Linked DNA regions of Mus musculus: region 1 is linked to region 2. The links are chromatin loops, found by intact Hi-C in ENCODE. Cell type or tissue: heart. All regions are shown on one strand. Links, peaks and the distances in the headings refer to the core of each region. The heading gives the core; the rest is flanking DNA. Region 1 overlaps Prokr1 (prokineticin receptor 1). Region 2 holds the start of Aplf (aprataxin and PNKP like factor).

The links. Peaks named below come from ENCODE experiments on the same cell type or tissue, not always from the same donor. Only the 100,000 strongest peaks of a DNase experiment are listed, where the experiment ranks them.
Region 1: a loop joins it to region 2, with 4 times the contacts of the local background. A loop is called at or near these places in 4 of 42 quality-filtered maps.

What each region holds. Positions count from the first base shown.
Region 1 is chr6:87,575,346-87,580,728 of GRCm38, forward strand. It overlaps Prokr1 (prokineticin receptor 1), which reads right to left. Exons shown (of 3, transcript NM_021381.4): 3 at 3,247-5,383. Among named protein-coding and RNA genes, the nearest start is that of Gm34222, 3.8 kb to the right of the region's middle. In heart, for the core only: a CTCF peak has its summit at 3,106; no DNase peak of the experiment used is centred there; H3K27ac peaks cover 550 bases; H3K27me3 peaks cover 60 bases.
Region 2 is chr6:87,667,809-87,673,191 of GRCm38, forward strand. It overlaps Aplf (aprataxin and PNKP like factor), which reads right to left and starts at 4,353. Exons shown (of 10, transcript NM_001372332.1): 1 at 4,052-4,353; 2 at 608-679. The coding sequence starts at 4,147. It also overlaps E230015B07Rik. In heart, for the core only: a CTCF peak has its summit at 2,550 (motif pointing left); a DNase peak (open chromatin) is centred at 4,473; H3K4me3 peaks cover 2,079 bases; H3K27ac peaks cover 1,319 bases.

The DNA.
Region 1 (5,383 bases), core at 71-5,070, 93 kb before region 2:
CTCTTTTATTATTTTGCTTTCAAATCAGTTTCTCTTGCTTTCTGTCTTGACCACTAACTACCCCATGTGGTGGTTTGAGTAAGAATGGCCCAATAGGCTCTTATACTTGAATGCTTGGTCATCAGGGAATGGCACTGCTTGAGAAAGAATAAAGAGGTGTGGCCTTGTTGGAGTAGGTGTGGCTTTGTTGAGGAAGTGTGTCATGGAAGGCAGGCTTTGAGATTTCAAGGACCCAACCTAGGCCTTGGGGCTCTTTCTCTTCCTGCTGCTTTTGGAACTAGGTATAAAACTCTCAGCTACTTCTCCAGCACTATGCCTGCCTGGATGCTGACATGCTTCCTGCCATGATGGTAATGGACTAAACCCCTGAAATTGTAAGCCAGCCCCAATTAAAAAAAAAAAAAAGTAAGAATTTCCATGGTGTCTCTTCACAGCAGTGGAACACTAAGACATCTTCCAAGATTATAAGTTTTTTTATTTTGTTTTGTTTTTATAGCACATGAGCACTTACATTTTCTATTAGGGAGATACAACAAAGAAGATATATCATCAAATGTAGTGAAATAAAAAATGATAAGATGGACAGAAGCAGATGCAGATATGAGAGATGCAAACGTCAACTGTTTCAAACTATATTCATCAATGAACTTGTTGCCTGACAAAAGCAAATTAAGAATAAATGCTTTATTCTGCCTTACAGTTTGGGAGAGGAAAACCCATCATGGTCAAGAAGGGAGGGCAGCTAGAGGTGGATGGCAGTGGGTATGAGAGTCCCTGTGGGCAGAGAAACAGAGAGAGGTGGGCGCTGGAGCTGAGCCAGCTTTCTGGTTCCCCCCCCCCTTTTTTATTTAGTCTAGACCCCCAAGCCATTAAACAGTGCGCCCCCATTTCAGACAGGCCTTCCCTCCTTAACTAATCCCCTCTGGAGATCACTTTTGGACAAACCAGAGTGTTTCTTCTCAGCGTTTATTAATACAATTGATTCATAGTTAAAACTGACCATCACACAAACTCCAGAAAGAACAGTGTCTCCCCCACGTATTCAGAAGTGGTTCACACTCCAGCCTTTGAAAGTGCCATGAGAGAAAAGGGGAGACCTTGATGGCCTTAGCTAGATTTATGGGCTTTTCAGGTTTTGATCTTTTTTTCTCCCAGGAACAGTTTCAACATGCAGGAGACACCTTTGGTCAGCTGGAGCAAAAACAAACAAAACAAAACAAGACAATTCTGCTGCTGTGACACAGTGCTCTCTCTTGCTTTTTTGTGCCTCCCTCCTCAAGTTCAAATGCTGCTTCATTCACCTCCAGGGGAAGGACAGGAGCTGGCTCTGCAGAGCATCTAAACTCCAGCATGCAGGGTCTGCTCAGCATTGTGGACTTTCAGGCAAGCATTGAGTCATATTCGGTCTGCATCTTAGGGAAGGGAAGCCAACTTTCTTTTGGTTGCATTCCTAGGGGCCTCGGGCTAGGTAAATAGAGCTATCAGCAACAGCTCTAAACCATTCTCTCCCAGCTTGGGGCCTCTGCGGCTGGCTGTGAGGTCCAGGGGGTAGAATGAGCTAAAACTTGGCCTGCAAAGGAGCCAGGAATGTCTCTGCTAAACTCCTTAGGGGTCTCCAGAGAAGGCCAGGTAGATTGAATAGACATCTCAAGGATTCTTGGACAGAATTCCTCCCACCCACCCCCAGATGTTATGTACTCTGCACCAAGGAATTCTGTGATAGAAGAGTGCTGGGCTCAGTTTCAGAAGCCCTGAGGTCTAACTGGCTCTCACAGTGTCCAACTGTGTAACATTAAACTCCATCATGTCCATCCTCCTCACCCCACACTACCCCCATACCACCCCTACTGCACTCCCACCCTCCTCCACCTCACTCCTACCCTCCTACACCCCCACCTCTCTCACCCTCCCCCACCTCGCCCCCACTTGCTGTTCTTGTAACTATAGAATCTGAGTTTTGAACATCATATCCTCACACTCTAGGAAGGAAAACTGGACTGTTCTCTGAGACCAGGTTACAAAAGATTGTGTTTTTCTTTTTCTTTTTTAGTTGTAATTTTGTTCTGTTTATTTTTTTTCTCAAGACAGGGTTTTCTGTGTAATAACCCTGGCTATCCTGGAACTTGCTCTACAGACCAGGCTGGCCTCAAACTCCCAGCGATCTATCTGCCTGCCTCTGCTTCCCAAGTGCTGGGATTAAAGTGCCACCACTGTCCAACAAACTCATGTTTTCAAGAACAGGAGTCAGATTTACAATAATCTGCTCATCCGACAAGTGCTCCTGCGTCTTCGTCCACTACAGACCTGGATCCTGCTTCATGCTCCAGAGCATGTCATGGTGACCACCGCACCACCTGTCTTAAAGTCTTTGATTTAAGAATTTATGTTTTATTTCCTCTCTTAGTTATGGAAATGGTATGATTTTGCAAAATCACATTTTGTCCTTCTGCATGGGATATATGCATATCTCTGACCACTGAAAATTTAGAGAATACAAAAGAAGTATGTGTCATAAGATTCATCTTGTCAAAATAATAATAATAATAATAATAATAATAATAATAATAATAATAATAATAAAAGCCGGCGTGGTGGCACATGCCTTTAATCCTAGCACTTGGGAGGCAGATTTCTGAGTTCGAGGCCAGCCTGGTAACAAAGTGAGTTCCAGGACAGCCAGGGCTACACAGAGAAACCCTGTCTGAAAAAACAAAAACAAAAACAAAAAACAAAAGCAAAAAGACTCATCTTGTTGGGCTTAGCACGAGTTGTGTTTTTGTGTGTGGGGTTTGTTTGTTTGTTTGAGTGATTGATTGACTGATTGATTGATTGATTGATTTTGTTTTTGAGAAGTCCATTGTCTGAGCTGCTAGCCCAGGGAACCTGTATTCATCACCGAATCTTCAGTCTCTCCCTCATCCTGTCTGCATGGGTGGACACCGGGCCTGTTCACAGGTTTACTCCTAGAATTGGTGTAAATGGCTCCACAGACATCACGTCTTTGGACTCAAATGCTCAAAAGTCGTCTTGGCTCCATCAGCCCAGACTCCAGGGAAGAAGGCACATAAATCAGCCACCGCTCTTGATGGAGAAGGGAAGTTCCCGGCAAGAGCAGACGGGGGCAGTGCCGTCCTCACAATTCCTAGGATCGTGGAATCCAGTGGATGTTATCTCAAAGACCATCCCACTAGAGCTTGGGAAAGGATGGGGGCCAGGGAGAAATGACAGGCACAGTACAGCTAGTGATCGTATGTGTACATCTACTAGTATTCCATTTGATAACAAGCATTCACTGTGAAATCACAAGGAGACACCAATATCTGGAAGAATTACAGACAGTTTAGGAAAGTGAAACTTTGACACATTTTAGCAGAAAAATCAGAAGAAAATTTGTCATGAGTTTAAAAAATCAACAACTATTTAGCAACTACAAACTCTTATCTAGCTTTAGTAAGAGGAACAGTGTCATGATCCCAATAAATCCTGTCATCTAAGCATTTTTACACCCCAAACTAACTTAGCCATTTTTAATGCAATATGGGGTTTTACTATTAAAAAAAAAAAAGAGTCTGTTGGTCTGGTTAATTTGGTATGTGATTTTCTTTTCTTCCTTTTTTATTTTTATTTTTTTTGCAATTTTTTGTAATAAAGTTTAAAATAAAAAAATAGGGGTTTTGTTTCTCTGTGTTTGATTTAGGTTTGAACATTAATGAATTTTTATTCTCTGAGAGAATTCTGACTTAAAGTAAGGTGAACCTGTTGCATGCTGAATAAGAATACATAAATGGTCCTTTGAAATGTGTTTTCTGGGAAATAGACAACTAAAAAAATTGTTGTGGTCAAAAACAGAGTTGCCTGTATTCAGAAAGAAAATACACACAGGTTAATTTAATTAATGTCTTGTCCTATAAAGAAATCTGAGGGGAGGGACCCGGCCCCTCTGCTGCTCTGCACACTCAGAATAAAAGCAGCTGGGAGACATTGTTCATGCTGGCTGGGACATGTGCGGAATGATGGCCAGTGAGGATGCTCTGATTCTGGGTGCATGTGTGGGAACAGCTTCTACCTGACAACAAGGATGCTCTGATCCTGAGACTGCAGAGCCTGGTGCTCACGTCCTGACTGGAGACTGGGTACCACTTCCTTTATGTACCTGCCGTGAAAATTCTCAGTCTTATTGATACCAATGTGCTATGATGACACAATGCAGTATTGAGAAGCATGAGAAAATAATTCACATGGAGAACATTGAGAGAAGTTGGTTAGATTGACAGAGTCATAAACAGAATATATGTACAAGTTTGTCTTTGTCCAGTCACTCCATAGTTGCTAGTTCACTGTTGTTGCTGTTGCTGCTGGTGGTGGTGGAGATGGTGGTGGTGGTGGTGGTGATGGTGCTGGAGATGGTGGTGGTGGTGATGGTGGTGGAAATGGTGGTAATACTTTACTATCCAGATAGTTAACAGCTTATCTTCCACAGATTATTTGATTGACCTCCCAACAATTCTAACAAGGTTTCTTAAGTATTACCTTTATCTTTAGAAAGTCTTATCTCAGGTCTGTGTAGATGACTTAGTCAAAGCTAGGCCTCAGGTTTTCTCAGGCCAGAATTCTAAATGCCAAGCTAAGAAGGTGAGTTATCACATGGGATGAGACTTTCATAAGTCTGTGGGGTCCCTAGAGCTCACTGTTGGTCATCTTCGGTTTCCTGAGTGTCCAGGCAGCACCCCTGATGTGCAAGTCTTCATGTGCGCTGAAGAGCAGAAATGTGGTGATTTCTCCAAGGTCACCTTCATTTGGAAAGAGCAGCAAGTCTTCATTCCCAGGACCATGACCAGGTCAAGAGTCAGGTACCACTGGTTAAGAAATCTTTCTCCCAGTCTTACCAGTTAGGGAATCCCATCAAATAGGCTGCCTGAGATGAAAACACCGGTGTTTGGGAGCTAGTGGGAACGGGACAGCAAGGTGCTACGTTTACCTTCATGAGTCTATGCTCCATAAACTCAGAGGCATGAAGTCTCAAGAAGCACGAGTGGTCCAGGGCACAGATGCTGAGAGATGAAGCAACAGCATCCTTTAACCTGCACGCATGCCTTCAGGGGTCCCACCTGACCCTCCCCTTCTTCACCTCCTTTTCCCCTGCAGTGAGTAGACCATGAGTGGGGGAATCATGCTCACCTGAACTCAAACTTATGACTCAGAACCCCAAATTCCCTATGCAAATGGCACCCAGAGTCCAAGTGGCTCCTCCCTCAAGTCGGTGCTCCAAAGAAGTCCCCTCCCCCACTGTCTGTGTGCAGAGCCCTAGGCCTAAGATCTGACCGTAGGTTGGGGGTGGATGCGCAGAACTTAGCCGTGGGTCCTGGAGTGTCCACTCATGCTT
Region 2 (5,383 bases), core at 195-5,194:
TTACAAACACTCAATTCTACAGAGAGCCGCAGAAATGTGTTGGTATAATCCTGTAACACTGAGTGAATCCATTCACTATCCCATCTGATGCATGAAACCAAGCACTGCCTAGTTAGACACTCCCTTGTTTGGGGGAGGGGCACACTGCACACACCCTCCCCTACACTCTTCCCTATTCTCTTGAGACAGGGACTCTCACTGAACCTAAGCTCACCATTGTTAGCTCGGCGGGCTGGCCAGCAAGCTGCAGATACACGGAGTGTCTCAGCTCCCCTCACCACTGTGGTTACAGACACACATGCCTTCTCACATGTGTGCCACGGATCAGAGCTCGCTTACGCAGGACGTATACTTACCCACATTACAGGTATCCTTATGGAAATTGTGAACAAAATTACAATTTACACAGAGGCAATCATCTTCCATAAATCTAACCATTCAGATTCAGCTCTGTCCTATGAGAAATAAGTTACTATTTAGGCGCTTAGCTTGCGGGTATCAGGAGAATGGGTTCTGACATAAATTCCCTATCTCCAAGCCTTAGGTTTCTCCAGTCAGTTGCTAGAAGGACAAGAGGCAAAGGGATAAAATAAGTCTATATACTCACTGGCTTGATTCGAAGCTGACTATCAACCACTTCAAGAATGGCATGTCTTCTGGATACTCTTTTGTCTGTTATCTACAAAGGAAAAAAATGTCAAGTATAGCCACCTCCTGAAAAATAAGCAAACCCTTAGCCACGCATATGAAATTAGTAGGCTAGACATTAAATGTATTATTAACTCAAAAACTGCATATCAAATAACTGCCCTCATTTAACAGATAACGAAATGATGAAGAAAGGAGACCTACCAAAGTCATGAAAGAGTAAATGAATACTATAAAAGCCTGCAGTCTATCCAGCCCCAAACCCTCCAGTTCCCATACATGAAACACACCTACACACCTACACAAGAGTCCTACTAATCAATCTACCAAACAAGAAAAGTATATCCAATATGTACTGGAAACAATATGTAATAGGAAACATTTCAAATATAAAAATTCAGCTTGTCTTAAATTAAGTGGTAACTCTGAAGGGTGTGACCATACCACACAGCGAGACGCAGATAAGCAAACTGCTTATGAGGACCACATGAGGCAGTTAAAAAAAATAAACGGGGGGGAGGGGAATAGCCCAAACCAAACTCTGACATTGAAGAAGAGATCAGCATCTATGTCTTCAATATAATCACTTCCTGTTTTGAGTTAATAATGGTCAACTTACACTCACAATCATTTACCCACATCAACACTCCAAACTGCTTATATTTTAAATGCTGAACACTACTGCCCTTCCTACCTCATAGTAAACATAATAGTTGAGATTAACTTGTTTAGCCCGGTCTGACACATAAGAGAAACCTCTAAAGCAACAACTCTACCTGCCTTACGATTGGCTCATTTACCATCGAGTACTCGAAACTAAGCATGACATACAGCAGAACCAACGTTCTCTCTCAAAACATACTATAGAAATGTCTAAAGTCAAGCCCAGTAAGGCTGCAAGAACATGGAGACTGCCACAAACAGGTACTTATTTTTCAAAATCCACACTTAATAATCTGAAACACACAGCTTCACCACAGTGTGAGGACCACAAAAAGTCATTCTTCACAAAAAAGAGTTAATTTGAAAAGTTAATTTCTAGAAAAAAAGTCTTCAAAACTTCATTTAAAATATAGCTACTTCAAAGAAGTAAATATCCTAACTTTTTAAAAAAAAAAAAAAAAAAGGGCTGGTGAGATGGCTCAATGGGTAAGAGCACCCGACTGCTCTTCCGAAGGTCCAGAGTTCAAATCCCAGCAACCACATGGTGGCTCACAACCATCTGTAACAAGATCTGACGCCCTCTTCTGGAGTGTCTGAAGACAGCTACAGTTGTACTTACATATAATAAATAAATAAAACTTTAAAAAAAAAAAAAAAAACAGCTGAGAGACTCCTTCATGTTCTGTGATGTGTGCCTGACTGGGCCACAGTCAGCAGCAGTTACTAAGAACTGCCTTTATCATGTGCATCACCACATGCTGAGCTACATACTGAGACTCGCCAAATGCTACTGTGGCTACTGTTCATTCTACATATATGGGTCCTGAAAGCCCAGCGGATGTAGGTAACTTGGGTGGTCCCTCTCAGAATACCCAGTGTTCAAGATCCTTGCTCTAACTAATAAGCACAGGTGGTTTATGTGAGAAAACAGTCACATGACTAGACCCATGTAATTCAGAAGCAATCAAAGACATGCAAATCATGGCAGCTCAGAGTAAGCCGGTCCTATTCACATTTTGAGCATCAAGGCCTCATTGGTACCTCACTAACCATCAGAGGAATGCCAGGATAAAGTCATGAGATAGCAAGATGGTTCCTCTAATGGTCCTTCTTAGGCTTCTTTCCTTTTATACACTAACTATAAGCAATAATAGATCTTTTATATCTATCTTTTAAGTGTGCCTAACACTAGGAGGAAAGGGGTATTATGAATAATACAAAAGCATAGTGCGACCTCTGGTGGACACATCGTTTATTTCATTACTAACATCGGGTCTTGACTACCACCACCCTACACTCCCCCCAAAAAACGTGGTTTTGTTAGGAACATACATGCTTGTAACCCCAGCTCTTGGAAGTGAGGCAGGAAAACTGCAAGTTCAAGGGGTGCTCAGGCTATGTTGTGAGACCCTCTCTTTAAAGGCAACTATATTTAAGATAACCTAAATTCTAACATATCAACACACCCTCCAAGAATCAACAGCTAGAGCAAAACATATCAAAATCTAAAGCACAACCCGGAAACGGAAACTACAAAACTACCATGCTCATAAAAACATAAACACCAATCCAACAATCTATGTTGGAGCACAAAACTCTTATGATAATGGGGAAAAACAAAGAGAAAAGAAACCAAGAAACAGGGCAGTAAGAACACAGAAAATACCACTCAGGTGGAAAATAATGGCAGAGATTTTTAAAAACAATTTTTTGTGAATTTTTAAAATTTTATTTTTTACTATATATGTATACCTGTATGTTAGGATATGCATGTGTGTACATTGCCCAGAGAGGCAGAATTACAAGCATTTGTGAATTGCCTGACATAAGTGCTGGGAAGCCAGTCCTCTGTAATAAATTCCAGGCTCTTAATGGCTAGCCCATCTCTCCCTTGTGATATTTCAACTCGACCGCCAGGTTCTCTAGAGTGGCCTTTGTAAATGATAGGTCTTGTGGCAATGCTAAATGGTTTAATACCACCAAATATAATTTCATAGTGCAAACTGCAAACGGTTTGGTTCCTACTCCTCCCAAAGAGGGTAAAGAATATATAGCATAGTGGCCATTTGTACATGTATCACCTTTAAATGACCAGTTTATACTCCAACTTTCTCATTTGAACAAGGCTAATAAAAAGCACCTAACTCAAAAAGTTTTGGAAGTAGTAAATTAAAGTCATCTCTTTAGAACAATGACTGGTTCACTACCCAGACAACTTAAAGACAGCTACTGATACTACCAAAAGGGATACTGCTATTATTGGTAAGGCCCACCAGCCCAGCAGAGAAGGCAAGGAGATAAAAGAAGTTAGCTTAAGGGAGGTGATTAACCTTCCCTGTTATGGCTCATACAGTACCGTAAATATTGTAAGCTTTGTAGGTCAACATGCAACACATTAACCTTTAGAGTACTATACGTCTTTAAATACTAGCAGCGGTTTTGTTTAGTTGGTCTGTTTACATTTTACATCTTACAACCCGAACTTAGCTCAACTTGGATTTGGCCCTCGTTTGCCAGCTGGATAGGCTAATGATGTTAACTCGGTCCATACTCGAACCATACAGGCACCAAAAAGAAATGTCTGGGACTTGACTAACGTTGTTTGAAAACCTACTGCCCCAAACCTATAAAATCTTGACAAGCAGAGCCAAGACGCGGAGTTCCCAAGCTCAGGAGACAAGAGACAGCCTCGGCTGAGCAAGCTCTGGCTGCCCACGCCCACACTACCTCCCACACTTACTCCCAGCAGCGGCCCGCGGCCTATCACAGTCTGCCCCGGCCCCACGGGCACGCGGGGACCGCCGTCCAGAGGCTGCAGAAAGAAGTCCGAAGGCATGGCGGTAAGAGAAGGTTCCTTCGCCAGGAGATACCTCGTAGCCACCTCCCTCAGGCACGCTGGGCATGGCCCGAAGGGGTGTGAAACCCGAGGCTCCTTTCCTGGTGAGTGTGCTTCTTCCCTTTCCGGAATCCCCACTCCTTGAGAGCCTGTGATTCGTGCAGGGAATACCTGTCAACAGACCGCCAAACTACAGCTTAAAAACTGGAACGCACACCCACAATCTTCCAGCACTTCCTCTCACAGGACTCATGGAACGCTGGGTCTTGTAGTTCCTGACACCTCCCTTCGGCTCCTTTCCGGAGTACAGACTGCATGGAAAAACTACCAATCCCAGAAGGCAATACGCGCATCTCTGCGCCTAGGTTGATTCGTGCTTGGGCAGGGGTGGGGCTAGAGTAGTGCTGACGTCAAGGCCTTAGGAGAGGGTTGGCCTGAGTTTTTAAATGAACCACAGTGCTGGCCCGTGGCCCTGTGACTTCAACAGGGGGATGTTCTTTTCCCAATGGAGTATGATGTGTGTATCTGCTTCTTCCCCTTCTCTTCCATAAGGAGACAGCTTCGGCTAGAATAAGGCCTCCGTGGCAGGACTGTCTTCCCTACTCCAAGAAGTATGTCTGGACTTAGATTTTTAGGGTTCAGCCTCAAGAGGGTCATTAACTTTCCTGTGCAGGCGCCCCATACTCATTTGGGGATGGATCTGCAGCCAGTGGAGCTTCTATTTTCAAAGGCCTGGCTCAGACACTTGGCCCACGGGGCCGGAGAATCTTCCTTCTCTATAAAAGAGGCATATTCTCTGGCTGGGATCTGTAGCAGGCCTGTCTTTCTCTTTGGTGGAGGCCTGGACTGGGGGAAGCAAACCTAGGGTCCGAGGGTGGGGGGCAAACCTACAGGGACGGGATGGAGGGGAAAGGTGGTCTTTTCTATGGAGAAGCCAGTTGCTAAGCTCAGGGCTCCCAGCTAGAGGGAACTTTCTCTTTGGAGGAAGCCTGGCCCAGAGTTTGGCACTGCTCTCTTAAGATCTTTTCCTTTCTTGTGGCTGAGGACAGCCTCAGCTAGGCCTGTGTCTGGAGGGCTTTCTCTTCCATATTAAAGCCTGTACTACAGGACTCTGCAGAAGGTCATGGAGTTGGAGTCTTATCCCCTAATGCCTCCAGGAGGCACAAGGTCTTCTCTTCCCCAAGAGGCCACCTTGTCACAAGCCTAGGGGAAATGGAGTTATTCTAAAGAGTCACT